Linked DNA regions of Homo sapiens: region 1 is linked to region 2. A link is a loop called in an ENCODE intact Hi-C map of the cell type or tissue named here. Cell type or tissue: PC-9. All regions are shown on one strand. Links, peaks and the distances in the headings refer to the core of each region. The heading gives the core; the rest is flanking DNA. Region 1 overlaps GMDS (GDP-mannose 4,6-dehydratase). Region 2 overlaps GMDS (GDP-mannose 4,6-dehydratase).

Region 1 (2,923 bases), core at 279-2,778, 150 kb before region 2:
TTCAGAAATCAGCTGCAAACGTCCTCTCTCCCAGTGGGCAGAGCGGCTGCACTATATGAAAACGACACATGTGAAATGGAGGGTGGGTATGTGAAGCTCAGGATGATTCATGGATTCGCTGCCCGTCTGTTTAAATGTAATACTCTTTCAGTGCATCAAGATACCTGATGCCATGATTAATTTTTGTGTGTGGCACAGAAGCAAGGAGAAGTTAGCTAATTTAAGCTGATGTGCATTGAGTCACTGGAAATTGGACAGGAGCAAAGACCACAGAACTTTCGAGGCAGCAGATTCATTTGGGCTTCAGGAAACGCGGTGCATGAGCTGTTTCAGGTGCTGGGGAAAGGCTCTGCGTTAGAACCCACACCTTCCGTCTCCCGGGCCAGGTCTCTTTGTAGGCCACCACGGAGAGAGAAAAGCATCTTGAGAATCCTAATGGGAACCAATGAAGAAATGAGTATCATATTTATATATCTGCTATAACTCACTTTCTAATGAACAAAGTCGCTTACTTTGAAAAGTGATTTCTCTCTTGTGTATGGCTCGGGAGGAGGGTCTAAGGTGGGCCTCGCTACTCCAGTGCCTCCGGAGCCCAGGGAAGCTCACCTCAGGCAGCCTGCAGAGGCTCTCCCCTTCTAGAAGGCCCAGCAAGCGCCCCGTTTCCCACAGACGGTTCCCACCTGGGGATGTTGAACCAGTCTCACCAGATCTGCTTACACGGAGGAGCTGCACATCGAACATGCTAAAAACTGCGTTATGTTTTTTAAAAACCCAACAAACTCTAAAATGTTAGCTGTGGGCTGAAACACTGACTGGACTAAACAAAGCCTGGCAATGGGCCAGATCTGGTCAGCTAGGTCTCCCAGCTCAGCAATCTGGCTTAAAGGAGCACCGGGTAAGGGTTCTTTATTTCCTGCTGAATCTGACTTAAGTGTAAAATCGAGCAGGGATCCCCAAACCTTCCTCTCACACCACAGCTGTAGGGCACACTGAACTTTATTCTGTTCAGTAGAAAATGAAATGAACAAACTATAAAATGTAGCTCCTTAGATTTGTTTATAATACAGATTCAATATTTAATAATACTTTTGTTTTCCTAGTTTTCTGAAATTCTTCATATACGAAATGTAAACCACAAAGGGAATATGATTTTAAAACCGGAAACATATTTTCCACCCACCACCCCCCCAAATTTCATTAAACGCATAAAAGAAAATATCCTTTGTAAAATGGCTAATTACAAAATAATTAGTCACAGAGGTCCTGTATAACAGAAACGACAACAACTCTTAAGTTTCAGTCATCAAGAATCAAGGAACTTATTATTTGGGAAATAAAAATACCAGTTCACCTTAAAGTAAATTTTGGGTTAAAAGGAAAAAAAGATGGCCAAGCAAAGTCAAGTTATTACTTCAACCTTATGCCCTGTCCATCTTTTCAAATGTACTTCAGATAAAAACAAGCAACAAGAGCAGAATGTGCTATTGGTGGCCCTCCCTTGAATTCTTCTCTGAGCTGCCACCACTCCCGAGTCTCCCAGACTGACCTCTGAGTCAAGCCAGATGGGACTGAGAGAGATGTTAAGCAAGTGCTGAAAAGGTGACTTGAGTCTCTGGCAGCCGAGTCTGGAGCGAGTTTCTCTGCAAATTCTCTGGGGGTTGTTGCTTTCCAATTTCTCAGGAATGTTTAATTCTCCTCATCCCTTCACTGAATCTCTCTCTGGAGAGGTCAGGGAAGCCTGTGACATCCCCGGAGGGCACTGCCTAACTAAATTAGCATGAGATAACTTTGGACTCTCTCCCAAACATGAAAATACAAGGGAGAGAGTTTCATTAAAAACAGAATACTAGGTGATCCCAGTTAATCCCGGCTCTAAGCTGCTGTAGAATTGCTCAGTGTTTACATTTTGACTCTCTTCTCGGTGACAGTTCACCGACTATACTGCCAGCTATGTTATGCATACAGCTTGCCCTCAGCTGACCAAACCCTAGTTTCATAATAAAGGTAAAAAGTGGGTCTGGTGGTGTTAAAATAGGTATTTAGCCTGTATATGTTACTATATGAAGCAGAAGATCCAGAGGTAAAAATAAACATTTCAGTACTGAGGCCTTTAAATATCTTTTAAATCAGGAAACAGGAAACCTTAATAGGTAACATGAGTCATTAACCATATGAATGTGTGTAAACAGGGGAATATCTAATGTCACTTCAGTAAAGCATACAATGTCATAGAGACATGCTTTCTATTATATCCACAAATATTTGAAAGAATACATTGTAAATATTTAGAACGACAGTATAATCAATAGGATATGTTCAAAAAGTGCAAGGATGATGATTTCAGCATTTGCTTCTAAAAATTTAATTGGAAGAACAGCTCCAAAAAAGGGATCAATATTGCCAGCTACTACCAATATATGACAGATAAGATACTGAAGAATTCAAACTTGGGTACATACCTTAGAACTCCTGCTTCAACCAAGGAGGTACTACGTTTACTCATTCCTTCATGAATAAATGTTTCTTGTTAGTCACTGTCACATAATATACAGGTTGAGTACCCCAATCCAAAAATCTGAAATCTGAAATGTTCCAAAATCTGAACTTTTTGAGTGCTGACTTAACGTCCAAAGGACATGCTCATTGGAGCATTTCTGTTTTTGGATTTGGGATGTTCGACCAGTAAGTATAATGCAGATACTCCAAAACCCAAAACATTTCTGTTCCCAAGCATTTCAGATAAGGAATACTCAATCTATATATTTTGCTTTGATTTAAACATGTTTTTGTATCTTTTGAATATTCATAATTTGTAAAAACTGGCACTTCACAACTCCTATTTAACTACTGACATTTTACAGACTAAAAGAGTTATGCTTATATTTCTCATTTTTTGTGTGCTTATTCATTTTGAGTTCCTTTT
Region 2 (2,923 bases), core at 265-2,764:
CACAGTGACCAGCGCTGATGAAACGTGAGGGTGCAGCTGAAGGAAAATGGGGCGTCTGCCAGCTGCTCACCAGGCTCTATCAACCCTTCACGTGCGGGGGTGGGGGGCTGTTCATACTCAAGATGCCATTAGCGCAGATTCTCCAAAGTAAGAGTTTTCATATTGTATTCCTACCCCACAATCTGTGAAAGAAAGGGAGAGAGAGAGGAGATGAGCTGAAGGGAGGGGAAGGGAAAGGAGGGAAAGGGAAGAGGGAAAAAGAGAGGTAGGGATGAACAGAGGGAAAGGAGAGTGAAAGAAAGAGAGAGAGACGAAAAAGGGAGGGAGAGAAAGAGAGAGAGCCAATCGTGGCACAGTGACTTAGGAAGAATCCTACTGAAATGCTCAATAAAGCCAGTGTAATTTCTTTGAGCCCCACTGGACTGCTAACATTTGAGAGCACAATACCACGCGCAATTAAACAAGCAAACCCACAATTCATTAGGGATAATTTTAATAGATGACTCATTAGCCAGCCAGTTAATGATGCTTTGTTTTCCCAGAGGCCCAGGCAGATGCTTAACTACAATGAGGCTTCTACTGCCACTGACAAAAGGCAATGGAATCTAAACCACCCATGCCACGTCTTCAAGCTTCTTCAGGTTTTTTTTTTTTTGAAGATAAGGATCAAATGAAACGACTTCTGTTAAACTTGTATTTCCTGTACAGAATGGATATCTTCTTCAAATTATATGATTGTACAACTATTAAAGGACTGCTTAATGTAGAGGAAGTCTGTTTAGGACACAGGGACTGGCCTTTTCACATGTGGCTCCTCAGATGTTCTACAGTTTCCTTCACACTCAGTTCCTCACACTGGAGTGGTTTCACAGGATGATTAGAGGTATTAGGCCAGCAGTAGAGATGCTAGTTTATATGTAATACCTAGCGAGAGGAATACGTTTGCTACACAATCAACACTTGAAGTCACTAAAAAAAAATGACTTTAAAAATCTCACAAGAATGACTAAATATACCAAAAATCAGCCCAGAAACATGGCACAGTATCATGGTAAGTCACTGCACTGAGGAGTTGGCAGAGCAGGGCTGGAACCCACTGCCTGATACCAAGAGAAGACATCAAACAAGGGTTTCTCCTTTCAATGTCAGCCTTTTCCTATGAAAATGACAAAAAACAATCCGTGCTCTCCTAACCATGGTCAAATATGTGTTGGGAGAATCAAATACAAAGATGTAAATGACAAAGCACTACAGGAATAGAATAGGACAATCTTCCAGGGTTTAAAATAAGTTCTAGTGATAGATCTTTATATTTTATTTTCAAACTTGAAATTTGAGACCCAGGCAAAACCAGCAAGTAATTCTTGACTAAAGGACACACTGTAAGAAAAAGCACATGAAACTATGCAGCCCTTGAAATCCTCATCTCTGCCTTTTTCTGTTGAGACAAAGTAGGCGCAGCTCTGCTACCTTGAATGGGGTATCTGTATCCTGTGGACTTGGTGACAGAATGCCCCGAGAGGCAGGATGCCAGCCGAGTCACCTTCCTGGAATGCAACCTGTACCCTCCAACACAGGCACCCACAGACTATCGCTCTGCTCTGTGAGTCAGAAGCTGGAGGACGGACCCAAGAACAGGGATATGTCGTCTGAGCATGTGGGTGATGTGCGACCAGGGAGGAAATGAAATCACACTCACGAGGGACAGAAAATGGTACTGCAGAAGGCTTTTCTTTTCTTCTTACTGCACTGTTTCCACAGATATTCCCAGAGCCACTGTCAAATAAATACATAAGAATCTTTAAATTCTATATGTATTTAAAAATAAAGTCCTATTATTACAACATGACCTGCTTCTAATTTGCATGTGTTGGTGATGGGTACAGACTGAGAGAGAGGATAGAGAGGGGAGAAGAGAAGGGATGGGAGAGTGTGACGGTTTTCCATAATAATAGAGCCCTCCTTGGAACTCTGGCTCTCTAGAAGAATCCTCTAACAAATGAGATCCTTGAAAACTGAGAGGAAATAGAGTGATGATCACACAAAAAGGTTTCTGAATGAGCTGATGTCAATATCATCAAGTACTCCCATGGGTACTTGGTCTTATAAGCTAATGGTATATTAGTGATTTTTAAATATTATTTTGTAAAACAGGGCCAGTTTATCCTTCTGCCTTTCCATTTTTCTATCTGCTCAGATATTCTTCCTTTAAAAATAAGAATAAGGCCGGGCATGGTGGCTCATACCTATAATCCAGTCCTTTGGGGGGCCGAGGTGGACAGATCATTTGAGCTCTGGAGTTCAAGACCAGCCTGGGCAACATAGGGAGGCCTCATCTCTACTAAAAAGAAAAAAAAATTCAGCCGGGCATGGTGGTACATGCCTGTAGTCCCAGCTACTCAGGAGGCTGAGGTGGGAGGATCACTTGAGCCTGGGAGATCAAGGCTGCAGTGAGCCAAAATCATGCCACTGCACTCCAGTATGGGTGACAGAGTGAGACCTACCTCAAAATAAATAAGTAAATCAAAAGTAAAAATAAAGCTAGGAATAAAGTCTAATAATAGTAGAATCTAGAGATAATCAGGAAACTGGCCACTGTGTGAGAACATATAGACGTTACTTCCTTTCATTTATGATCTGCACTCAACCAGAAAGAAAGGTGCTTGCAAACATTTTGCTGATATCAAGTAAATCTAGCACAACTCAACCTAAGTGTGGTAAGATCATATTCTGGGGGCAATGTCTTGTGCTAGCTAAAGAAAGCATCTTTTAATAGTAAGAGAAATGGAACACATTTCATATATACAGATTTCATTTTTATAATTTTATAAAGAAATGATGGGCAGGGAGATCCAATTCAGGTATTTACTGGGCATCTGTTATGTGCCAGGCATGTTGGGAGGGATGATTAAAGATAAAGAGG

What was found. Hi-C counts contacts between places; a loop is a spot of excess contacts. Peaks named below come from ENCODE experiments on the same cell type or tissue, not always from the same donor. Only the 100,000 strongest peaks of a DNase experiment are listed, where the experiment ranks them.
Region 1: a loop joins it to region 2, with 7 times the contacts of the local background. A loop is called at or near these places in 2 of 110 quality-filtered maps.

Annotation. Positions count from the first base shown.
Region 1 is chr6:1,766,020-1,768,942 of GRCh38, forward strand. All of the region lies in intron 7 of GMDS (GDP-mannose 4,6-dehydratase), which reads right to left. Among named protein-coding and RNA genes, the nearest start is that of FOXC1, 160 kb to the left of the region's middle. In PC-9, for the core only: no CTCF peak of the experiment used is centred there; DNase peaks (open chromatin) are centred at 1,552 and 2,152; H3K4me3 peaks cover 1,302 bases; H3K27ac peaks cover 2,440 bases.
Region 2 is chr6:1,916,241-1,919,163 of GRCh38, forward strand. The region is part of intron 7 of GMDS (GDP-mannose 4,6-dehydratase); the gene reads right to left. Among named protein-coding and RNA genes, the nearest start is that of FOXC1, 310 kb to the left of the region's middle. In PC-9, for the core only: no CTCF peak of the experiment used is centred there; DNase peaks (open chromatin) are centred at 631 and 1,561; H3K27ac peaks cover 2,276 bases.